Regions from separate parts of the Homo sapiens genome. Here region 1 is linked to region 2. A link is a contact called in ENCODE Hi-C data. All regions are on one chromosome and are shown on one strand. The core of a region is the stretch at or near the end of the contact, and the rest is flanking DNA. Distances in the headings are between cores, read along the strand shown. Region 1 overlaps BCAT1 (branched chain amino acid transaminase 1). Region 2 holds the start of SOX5-AS1 (SOX5 antisense RNA 1).

Region 1 (5,788 bases), core at 1,808-4,307, 620 kb after region 2:
CTCACTGCGACCTTGACCTCCAGATCTTATGCCATCCTCCCACCTCAGCCCCTCCAAGTAGCTGGGACTACAGGCATGTACCACCATGTTCAGCTAATGTTTTTGATTTTTTTGTAGATTCGGGGTCTCACTATGTTGCCCAGGCTGGTCTCGAATTCCTGGGCTTAAGTGATCCTCCTGCCTTGGCCTCCCAAAATGCTAGAATTATAGGCATGAACCACTGCACCCGGTCCACCAAATTGTTTAATATGCTTGCCTGTGTCACACGAATTTGAAAGTCTACTGAAAACAACTTTACATTTGCTTGCATGTTCTGATTTTAAAATAGGCATGTATATGAATTTTGGAGGATGGGGGTAGGACAGAGAGAAAAAGAAGGCAGTCAAACCAATAATGTTATATTAGTAAACATTTATATGTCAGTGAAATTATTTCATTTCTACGGCAAGCATGGTTACACTGGTATAAATAAAGGAAAGGAAGAAGTATCATTGCCATTTGGAAGCAACACAGACTTGGGAAGTTAAGGAATGTCTGGATGGAAGCACATCAGGTATGAACCAGACAAAAGTTGGTGGGAGATACCTGGTAGACTGAGACTACTACTAGAATACTTCTCCACTATGACATCTTGCTAAACTGGTTTCTCTCTGCCCTTGCTATCAACAATACTTATTTTAATAGTCTTGCCAAGAAAGCCCTTCTAGAAGAATACTTTTCATTCACGTTAGAATTTAAAGATTAGATAACATTGGTTGGAACCACAGGATATTATTTCAACACTAGGCTGGGCTTATTTTGATTATTTTTTATTTCAGGCTTACAAAAGTTGTTCATATCAAAGGCACCCACCCACTGATGTGCCAGGTCCAGAATGCACCGCCTTGTCACTCCTGGAAGAATGATGCCATCTAGTGGAGGAGTTGCCAGTTCTTCTTCTGTCAATCAGAAATTGGGACATTTTCAAACTTTCACTACATTAGGCATGCCTTATTATCAATAGCCATTTTTTTAAAAAACCATCACAATTTTGCTAGCAACAAACATAAAGAAAATTTTACTGTTCTGCATGATCAAATTTCCCAAATCAGTTCACACTTCAGGTAGACCCTTATTTAAAAAAAGAAGAAAGAAGGAAGGAAGGAAAGAAGGAAGGAAGGAAAGAAGGAAGGAAGGAAGGAGAGAGAGAGAAAGAAAGGAAGGAAGGAAGGAAAGAGAAAGAGAAAGAAAGAAAGAAAGAAAAGAAAGAGAGAAAGAAAGAAAGAAAGAAAGAAAGAAAGAAAGAAAGAAAGAAAGAAAAGAGAAAGAAAGAAAGAGAGAGAGGGAGGGAGGGAGGAAGGAACGAAGGAAGGAAGAAAGAAAAAAGAAAGAAAGAAAGAAAAAAGAAAAGAAAAGAAAGAGAGAAGGAAAGAAAGAGAGAGGGAGGGAGGGAGGGAGAAAGGAAGGAAGAAAGAGAAGGAAGGGAGGAAGGGGGGAGGGAAGGAAGGAAAGTTATCTAATCATCTTCAGTTTACCCTTAACCAGTAAAATAATGAGATGGTTTTCCACCAACAAACAGTAAGAGTTATTGCATGGTCTTAAGAGGAATATTCTGAAGTGAAAATTTACCTTAGCAGATGAAAGGTGGTTACTAATTAGAATAATGTAGATAGGGTCTTACTCAGAAAAACTGGTCATTACCAAACCTTCTAAGAATGCTATGGAGGAGGCTATCCCCAAGAAGTGTGCGTGCCTACTCAGGCTGGTCACTGCTTCCACGCTGCCCTTGGAAAGTCTAATTTTTTTTTTTTTTTTTTTTTTTTAGGTTACCCAGGCTGGAGTGCAGTGGCACCATCTCAGCTCACTGCACCCTCTGCCTCCCAGGGTCAAGTGATTCTCCTGCCTCAGCCTCCTGAGTAGCTGGGATTACAGGTACGCGCCACCACGCCTGGCTAATTTTTGTATTTTTAGTAGAGACGGGGTTTCACCATGTTGGTCAGGCTGGTCTCGAACTCCTGAGCTCAGATGATCTGCCCACTTCGGCCTCCCAAAGTGCTGAGATTACAGATGTGAGCCACCGCACCCAGCCTAAGAGTCTATCTTTAGTGATTTTCAAACCTGGTGGAGCATCAGCAACAAGTATGGAGATGCTGCCTTTGCTCTCTGAGATTCAAATGTAATGGGCTTATCAGAGTGAGCTCAAGCACGTGTACGGTTAAAAAAGAAGACATTCAAGAAACAAAACTCCAAAGCTGAGCTACTGCTCTACTGTGAGATGACTGCAGACATCCCTAACTACTGTGAGGTCTAGTAGGACAATTGTTCACAGGCATCATGCATGATCCATCAGCTGCACAAGCTCTCCTTACAGTACCCTCTGGCACTCAGCATCTCCCTTTCCTCCCCACTTCTGACACCCAGGAGTCTGAATCTAGTGAGTCCTGACACTGAGGCCACCACCCTCTCCCTCAATACATGGTGGTTCTAGGCTCGCCCACTCCACTGGGGTTACATCAGACATGCCCAACAATCAAGCTCTATCTGGAATACCAAACTCTATCTTCATCCTTCTATCCTCAAAACTGGGCATTGTGCCTAGCCCAGAGTGTATATAATAAATGTTTTTGAGTAAAAAATAAACGAATAAGTTATCTTTGCTAGGATACAGCAGTATGGCTTTTTTGAATTTTGTTTCTGAAAATCATCTGCTGAAAATTGCTTTCTGGAAAGGAGAAAATTTGTTCTTGGCAATGTTCTTAGGGCTACTCTTTGTCATGTTTAGAAGTGTTGATGATCTCAAAATAAACATGTGTTTTGCAATAGCTAGCCAACTAGATACATAAATGTATGGATCTATTTGTGTGTGTATATATATGTACACACACACACACACTTCCAGTGCCCCCAAACCGGACCTTTCCTAAAGCTTGCTGAGCCCTGAGACTACATGAAGTTAAATGAAAACAGCAGCCCCGCATGTGCAAGTGCTGTTTTGTGAAACATGTTTAACACCCAGAACTGTAACCACTAGCCTGAGGTCAAGGAACAGAACATCTGCTTCTCTGGTTGCCAGACAGAGATGATGACATGACAACATTTGGGTGAGAAATATTCATTTTCCTCTGCAACCACAAACATACTTACAAGAGCCAGAAATCACTCCAGATTGCCCAACATGAGGAAAACAGAACCTACAAATGCAGCTTGTTTTTGACAAAGAAGTCATTTTTAGGAGATGAGGAATTTAGAAGCAATAACAGCAGGATTCATCTGTGACTTCCCAAAGTCAAACACTAATGGAAACCAGGAATGTAGGTCTGCATAAGTGCCCTAAACACCATCAGCACAATTAGCCATTTATTCTACAAATACATATTGAGTGCTGTTTACCGTTTTAAGCTCTATGAATACAGCAGTGAACAAAACTGACATATCTCCCTGCTTACTTTCTAATAGACACAGGTAAACATTTATTGTGTTGATAGTATGTTAGACTACACAGGGGGAAACAAAGAAGGAAAAGCAATGGAGAATGCTGGAATGCTGAGGAGAAATGGGAAATGGAGTTTATGATTTTGATTAAGAGCTCAAGGAAAGCCAGACTGAGAATGGGATTTGTAAGCAAAGATTTGGAGGATGTCAAAGAGCAAGCGGTACAGACATCTGAGGAAGAGTGCTCCAAGTCGAGTCCGTATACACGCCTGACGTGTCCGAGAAGACTCATGATGTGGCCTGAGCAATACCGAGATTCACTGCTGTGGTTGTTTTCCCAAAGTGACTGTGAACTCAACCACAAGGCCTGGGTCTTATTTTTCAGGGTATCTCCAGGGTCCAGGATATGATACAATGCTTTGTTCAAATGGTGAATAGCAAGCGTATGGGTTAAATTACTCATCAACAGAGTGATGATGTGTGATCTTGCCACCATGGGTGCTGTTACTGAAATCAAAACTCCCATGAGTTACAAGCTGAGTGCCACACATAGTGACTGTGCACAGCACTGTGCTTTGAACACACACTATCCACCACCCCATCCACCTTCCTGCACCAGCCATCTCAACCAACAGGAGCAGTGTGTGTGGGCGCTCATGAAAAGACGGCAGGCTATTACCGAAAGAACTCTGTTTATACCTCCTATCGGTAACGTTTGTGAAAATCAGTATTGTGCTGATTTTCAACTCGTTTGTTCATTGTATTTTCTTAAAATCATATGATATAAATCAAAGTTACTTCAGAATTGCATGTCTTTTTTTTTAGCCCAAAGGTTTTTCCTAACATTCTATTTACTTCAAATATATATTCTATTTCCTTTCTCCTTATTCTGAATTTTATTTGTTCTGTTAGATGAACATCCCCAAAGTGAAGGAGTATATTAAAACTAAAGTTATCCCAGGCAACCATAATCTGAATAGTAACTAACAGTCTTAAGGTCTTGTATATTTTGCAAGAGGCAGAAGACAAACTCACTCATTTCTATTCTGACCTTTAAAAGCCATGGTGGAAATGTTTCATGATTATTGTTTGGATAAAGAACAATTTTCCACCAGGACAGTTTCTGGTGTTTCTGGTTAAATCATGTAGCTCTGATTCAGAGTGTACTTAAATTCTGACATCTCCCATCCATAAAAATAATGATGGTACCACCTCTGAATGATGTAACTGTTTTTGTTTTGAGCTGTGTGGTTTTTTGGTGGAGTTTGGGGTGGGGGTAAGAGTGGGCAGATGGGAAGAAGGGTTGAATCGGCCTATTATCTTCTAAGTGCAGAGGTCAACACTGGCTACAATCTTCCAAGTGTAGCTTTTGTTATATGTCACATACAGTAACTCAAATTTATAAATCATAAATATTCCTGTATAAATTTTATTTTCAAACAGTGCCAAGTACAAACAGCAGGAATGGAAGGATGAGAATGATCTGTATCTGGTTTTTCATATGCCAAGGACTACCAATGGCCAAGCCCAGGACAAGGCTTACTCACCATATCTTCTGTTTATTCTACCTCTGACTGCAGTATAAGACTCATCTTGTTAGTCTCTGCAACTAACACTAAAATTAGTACTTAGCTCTGAATTCAGCCACATCTAAATTACCATTTTCCTCTTTTTGTAGCCAAATAACATTAGAGCAAGAGAGGCTACTGTAGCTACTTTCAAATATAAACTGCATTTTAAAAAATTTAATTGAAACTACTAACACTGAGACTTCATAAGTATTTGGAAACATCATTTATATTTCTAGTCTCTATAATTACTACTGTGAAATGAACAACCTAAGAATGTAAACAAGTCTAAAAATACGCTTCTAAATTTGGTATGATTATCAAAATTCTAATAGAAATAAATGCCTGTTTTTCTCCCACCGTTGGCCATTTAATTCAATATCATACACGTTGCCAACACTTCACTGAACCCCTATGGTCTCTGCCAACTAATAAAAAAAAACAGCAAAGAAAAGTAATGAGTACTCAGGATATTAAAGATAATAGAGAAATATTGATATCTATAGTGGATATATGAAATTGTCTTGAATGAACCAGGATCTAGTTACAATCCCAAGATACATTGATTTATCTTTTAAAATGGTGCTCTTTAATCAGATTGAGTTCTAGAGTAAATTTGGAGAGATTGTGATACATTTTCAAAATATGTAGAAAAGGCAACAATTGTTAAAACAATTACAGCCAGAGAGTACACAAAATCCTTCCAGTAGAATCAGTACACTGCATTTATTACTCTAGCATTTTATATACGGTATATGGTGAATGACCATTGACCTGATCTGAGACCTGTGTCTCAATGCAAGGTGTTC
Region 2 (6,425 bases), core at 590-3,089:
AGATGAATAAATGTATTCATGAGAACATGTGTAAATTCTTCTTTTTACTAGTTAAGTGTCTCTTGACAAATCTACTGGCCTCTTTCAGCTTTTAAATCTCCATTTCTTAATGCAATACTACCTAAGGTTGTTATAAGTTTAAATTTATTCACTCAAAAACTGCCCACTGAGCACCTACTACCTGCCAGATACTATTCTAAGCAATGTGATCACAGCAGGGAACAAAATGGACAAAAATCTCTCATGCAGCTTACAGTCTGGTGAGTAAAGAAAGACAAGAATACAACACAATGTATTAAATAGCAACAAGTGCTTTGGAGACAAAAACAGTTTGTAGACAAGAATCTGAGAGCAGGATCTGCAATTTTAAGCAGGGTGACTAGAAAAGAAGATATATGAGTAAGGAGGTGAGGGATGTGTAAATTGGGGAAAGAACTTTTCATACAGAGTAAATAGCACGATGGCATACTGTATTTTCAGAGTGGCTGCAATGGAGTGAGTGAATGCAAGAGTAATAGGAAGTGAGGTCAGATAAGCCAGGGGAAGGCAAGGGTTGTGTAAGGCCTTGTAGGCCATAGTTAGGATACTGGCTTCTGTTCTTAGAAAAATTAAAAGCCAATGTGGAGGTTTGAGCATAAGTGGAAAATCAGGTGACTTAGGTTTTAATTGGTTCAATATTTCTCAGTGAGGTTGTTATTGGCATTCTGAGTGGACAGCTCCTCTTTTCCCCCCCACCACCAAGCACATGGCAGGCCATTTAGTGTCTCTAAACTGGGCCCATGAAATGCCAGTAGAACTGCCCTGGTCTTTTGACCACCAAAAATGTCCCTATTTATTTCCAGGGCTATGTTAAGAATAAGCTTAAAGTAGGTCAGGGTAGAGTCTATTTTAATATTCCAGGCAATGGTTTATTTTGTCTTGGGCCAGAGTAGCAGTGGTGAATGTGGAATTTTTTTTTCTGCACGGAGGTTTTGCCAGTGGACTGGACAGGGGTATGAGTGAAAGCTAGGAGTCAAGGATGACTCCTACATGCTTAAAACGAGCAAATAGAAGGATGGAATTACTATTCGCTGAAATTGTGAAGACTGAATGTGGGTGGAGCAGATTTAATGGAAAAAGCAGGCGTTCATCAAGGCACGTTACAAACTACCATGTAAAAGCGATATATCTAGGTTTTATGCAAGAATTTCGCAAAATGAGGGAATGGGAACTAGTTCTGAACTGAAGGATTTTGTTAGAGCATGTTTTGGGAGGGGATAGGATTAATAGAAATAAGTAAATGAATAAATGATTACTGATAACTAGTTGTAATATATTAGCTCTTCCAAGCAATTAGATTATGCTAAGAAACATTTAAAAAATATATAGCCCAAAGGACTGAATCTAATTGTGGGATTTCAAACAATACATGGTATGGTGGTAGGCAAGCTTTTAACATTGTTAAAATCACACTGTGCCCATATTGCTTGGAATAGACACCCTACAGTGAGACTAAGGCTGAACCTTGGGAAAACAGTGGGTGATACAACTGTCCGGCACCCCATACTGACTAAGCATCACCACTTTCAAAACTGCAGAGTCAACTGGTCAATACATGTGACCTTTTCTCTATTCATGGGTAATTCGAGGATTTCAAATGAAAAGCCATGTCCAGATATTATTTAGATGTTTCTTCATGTGTAGAGTTGAGTCATCCTTCCAGACAGATGAAATTATTTGAATGAACACAATAAACTGATTGATACAAACACACAATTTAGAGTTGCTAGGAGGAAGTGGCTGATTGCATCACTGTTAGAACATTTTCCAGCATTCTATCTGCACTTAAGAATAGAAAAGCAGCATTCTGAACAGCAATGCTCATCACATAAACATGAAGTTTCCTCCAAAAGGTATTGAATAACCAAAGTCAAAGAGTCAGAAAATATTCATTGTCTTTGGATTTACATCACATTCATGAACACTGTATCTCAAGATTTCTTATTAATATTCCCCATGATTAGATACAAGTGAGGTATTTACATTCCAAAAGAAGTCCCAGGCCTGGCACAGTGGCTCACACCTGTAATCCCAGTACTTTGTGAGTCCAAGGCAGGAGGATTGCTTGAGGCCAGCATTTTGAGACCAGCCTGAGCAATGTAGCAAGGCCATCTTTATACTGAAAAATTTTTAAATTAGCCAGGCATGTTGGCATGTGCCTGTAGTCCCAGCTACTCTGGAGGCTGAAGTGGGAGGATCGCTTGAGCCCAGAAGGTTGAGGCTGCAGTGAGCTATGATCACACCACTGCACTCTAGCTCAGGCAATAGAGTGAGACCCTATCTCAAACAAAAACAAAAACAAAAACAAAAAACAACAAACAAACAAACAAACAAAAAAACATACACACACGAATGAGTTTTGCTTCCGTTAGAAAATGTCATCACGTTTCAGACTGACTCGACCTATTGTTAGAGATGCTTTTTCTGTGACACTAGTGGAAGAGAACTGGACGCAATTCTTCAGGCAGGTGGCATCTCCAATCACCAGTTAGCTAAAGAATTTAGAAGCGTTATGCAAAGGTGGTCGCATGAACTAAAGTGGAAAGGAAAGAGATCAAGAAGCAGCAGTGGTAGACAGATGCCCCACTGGCTTCGCATTGTTGTTTCGCTGGAAGGACATAGTGTGTCATAACGAATTACCATTAATTTGAGCCAGCAGTACTATTAGATTGAGCCCGGCAACCCAGGATGACAAACAGTGCCTGCAAGATCATCTAATGAGGGACAAGGCTGCTTCAGTTGTGCCGCTTCACTCAATTAGTGGACGAGGCTTTTAATGCTGCTCTGCACAACTAAAGCAATTTTGATTACTTAGAGCTAAGTCTCCATTTAGAATGTTTCGGAAGCTGACACAGTTTTTTTCTTTTTTTCTTTCTTTTTTTTTTCGCCTTTTTAAATATAAATTATCTAGAGAGTATTTGAATGGTAATAAGCTATTTGAAAGCCAATCACATTATTCCTTATTTTTGCTTAATATTGAAATATATTTTTTAAAAGTTCAAATGATAGAATTTACTCTAGCAAATGAAATGTAAATAAGATAGCAAATGATTAAGAATATTCTGAGGATGTATGTGTGTGTGTGTGGGTGTGTGTGTGTATGCAGGCACTATGTGTGTCTCTCTGTGCCAGAATTACAGTTGGTGAATTTCACTTCATCAGCCAACATTATCAGGAGGGTTGCATATTTATTCTATATATCCACATTTTTAAAAAATTTCAGATCTTGCCTTCTTTGGCTGGGAGTATTTATATCTCATAGCTTTTGATACAGGGAACTGATGTTTCTACTTCATTATTTTTTTCACTATGTCACTGCATGAGCACTGATAAGTGCAATGGTATGACTTATTTAATATTGTGATCATTGATTTATCTCATAACTAAAACCTTACCCACACAGAGGCTACATAGGCTGAATAAATTCCTTCCATTCTCTTTAGAAACACACAGGGTGCTCACTCTCTCTTTACACAGCATTCTCCCATCTTCTAGTTTTCTATTTAGTGTGTTGAATTCTCAGACTGCCGCCCCTGGGTGAAATTTTGCTTATTTAATTATATGGCCATTGGATAAAAGAAATTACTTAAGTGCTAGACACACAGTAGGTATCCATACATTTTGGTTATATCGAACACAAATTCTACCCAGATCAAAAGTATAAACCTCATTGTGACACGAACATACCCTCCGCTTTCTTTCCTTCGCTCAGGTGGAAAGGAATGTCAGGACCAAAATTTGAGAACATGAATCTCTAGTTATACCTAACCCATCACCAAAATCAGCTTGCCTACCAGTAATTTTCTTTAAAAGCTCAGTGCTTAAAGGAGGTCCAATACAAGCCAGTTTTTCAATGATACACATAGTCACATCTTTGTTTCACAAAAGCACTGTAACAACCCAAAAAATAAAGTCATTTAGGGAAGAAAATTGGAAAAAGCTTTGAAACTTTAAAACTTTTGGGCATCAGGAAAAGCCATTAGTTGAGTAAATTAACAATTATCAGAGGTTTTTTTTTTTTTTCCCCACTTAGAGTTACATTTCATTTTCTTAAAATAATTTCAACAATGGCTAATTTCTTGTCTCCAAAATAGTTAACACCAAAAGCACATGCTACACACTCAGGAGAGTTGGTTACACATTAGTAGAAAACTGTACTTCATTGTCATTGTTGATGTTGTAAATAAAAATTAAAGCAGAAAGACAATATGGTTCATTAGGAAGCAAGTAATATTTCCTATGATGGTGTTATATTTTTAATGATTGTAATGACTTACAAACTGGCAAATAATTTGCATAGATACTATATCCCCTCTTCCCAGAATATATAAGAAATCACATCACTGACTCAAATTATAATTGTAAAAGTAGAAAAAATGATTAATAGTTCCATTTATTCTCGTCTCTCGCCAAAAGGGATGGTAGGAGAAAAGGAGAAGGAATTCCTGTTAGTTGTAGGAATCAAAGAAACGTAAAGTTTAAGTATTAAATATAGTGGGATAGTACCAGTAATATGTACAAGTCAGTAGGAATCAATCTCTTAAGTGCTTCCCCCTTCACTTCTCTTTGTTCTTTAGGAGAGTATTGGCCTGAAGTACCATTAACAATGATTACCATTGGGCTTTCCATCCAAGTTAATATCTAACATCTCAGATATGTTCTCATCTTCGATCAAAATTTACTTTTAAAACATATATAATATTCTCATGGTTCAAAAAAAAACTATGTAAGATAACTCTGGACTCACTTCCATCCCCATCCCTTTTATTCATTCACACCCACACAATATACATTATTATTTTCTTGATTAAGGCTTATACTTCCTGTATTATTGCAGGAACAAGCAAATGTATGTATTTATTCTTATGTGCCCTTCTTTCTTATGCAAAAGACAGCATTCCATATATACTTTTGAAGTTTTCTTTAAAATTTCCACCTAAGAATCTTTCTTGGAAATGTCTTCCATATTACTGCATAGAGATCTTCCTCATTATTTTATTTATTTATTTATTTATTTTGAGATAGAATCTCACTCTATCCCCCAGGCTGGAGTGCAACGGCACGATCTCGGCTTACTGCAACCTCTTTCTCCTGGGTTCAAGCAATTCTCCTGCCTCAACCTCTGGAGTAACTGGGATTACACGCACCCGCCACCACGCCCAGCTAATTTTTGTATTTTTAGTAGAGTTGGGGTTTCATCACATTGGCCAGGCTGGTCTTCAACTCCTGACCTCAGGTGATCCACCCGCCTTGGCCTCTCAAAGGGCTAGGATTACAGGCGTGAGCCACCACGCCCGGCCTGTACAAATACTTCTGTAGCAAGAAACAACTCTAAACTTTCTTTAAATTTAGAACTTATATTAGGGGTTTCAAAACAGTGATTGAATGAATGAATGAATGAATGAATGAATGAATAAATCTACTGGATCCAACAGCAGTCTGACACAAGAGCTTGGGGATAGTTCTCAGCAAATATAAGCCTGATTTAGAGTTCTGAAGGCAGGCAGGTGTATTTAGCAAGAGCTTTTTCCTACTCTTCGGAAAATGAGACAGCCTGGAGATGAGGTAAAGACCACCTTTCCTGCAGTTCCTACGTAATGGACGTAATGGACAGGGTGCATCCTGGTTTGTGGCTTGAGGCTGCTGTTTGTCCAAGTAACACATTCATTCTGTTGTTGTAACCCTTACAGGAATGATGACTAATGCTTTGAGGAAACAGCAGACGTCAGACAGCAAGCCCAGAAAAACCTGCCAGCACCAAGAGGGTGTCCTCAACAGGCGCCTGGGGGACATATTATTCTAACTAAAGAGACCAGAGCTTCCCCAGGAAGGGAAGAGGAGAGAAATGAAGAACGTCTGTGTTCATGTTTGCCAAAAACAAAAGTCTGAGAAATCTCTGAGAGACTCTACATGGGAGGTGAAATTTACCTTTTCTAAGACCATTGTTGATTTTCCTTTTACCCTTGAAGTGGACTGAAATATCACTAATGGTGAGAGGAAAGCTCAGAGGTTCTATTAAAGAATGTGAAATAGGTTAATGCTTCTGCACCAAGATTTGATTGACTGTTAATACCAGGTTTTAAAATTCACTTGTATCATTTATAATACAAATACCTGATTCACCTGCATTCTTTTGGTGGGGGGCGGTGAGGGAACCTGGGGTGTGAATGGCCTCCTAAGCAGCAAAATCATTGCTAATATCAGCATTTTGCTGTCTCATCATCTAATTATCACATACAGGGCACTAATCGAAGCACCTCATTTAAAGTGAGAAAAGCTTTGCTAAGGGCAGATGATTCAGCACGGTATCCTTCGATGAGTACTGTCATCTCAAATCCTTTTTAAGAAGTAGGTATTGTGTAACTAATAAGTAAAATGAAAGCATA

Evidence for each region. A loop is a pair of places that touch in the nucleus more often than their neighbours do. Pooled maps may share reads with other maps.
Region 1: a loop to region 2 is called in a map with no recorded cell type, with 3 times the contacts of the local background. The contact joins the enhancer-like site here to the promoter of SOX5-AS1 in region 2. A Hi-C loop is called at or near these places in 5 of 37 single-sample maps with no recorded cell type and 7 of 50 pooled maps.

What each region holds. Positions count from the first base shown.
Region 1 is chr12:24,835,659-24,841,446 of GRCh38, forward strand. BCAT1 (branched chain amino acid transaminase 1) reads right to left here. Exons shown (of 11, transcript NM_005504.7): 8 at 853-938. BCAT1-AS1 (BCAT1 antisense RNA 1) reads left to right here. Exons shown (of 4, transcript XR_007063245.1): 4 at 819-897. Among named protein-coding and RNA genes, the nearest start is that of BCAT1-AS1, 19 kb to the left of the region's middle. RefSeq lists a silencer at 3,954-4,143. Within about 2 kb of position 3,058, at least 7 of the 41 ENCODE cell types and tissues checked have a DNase peak (open chromatin) inside an H3K27ac peak, as active enhancers do.
Region 2 is chr12:24,221,432-24,227,856 of GRCh38, forward strand. SOX5-AS1 (SOX5 antisense RNA 1) reads left to right here and starts at 1,840. Exons shown (of 5, transcript NR_120472.1): 1 at 1,840-1,892; 2 at 5,730-5,956; 3 at 6,280-6,387. It also overlaps a transcript of SOX5 not described here. RefSeq lists an enhancer at 5,564-5,858.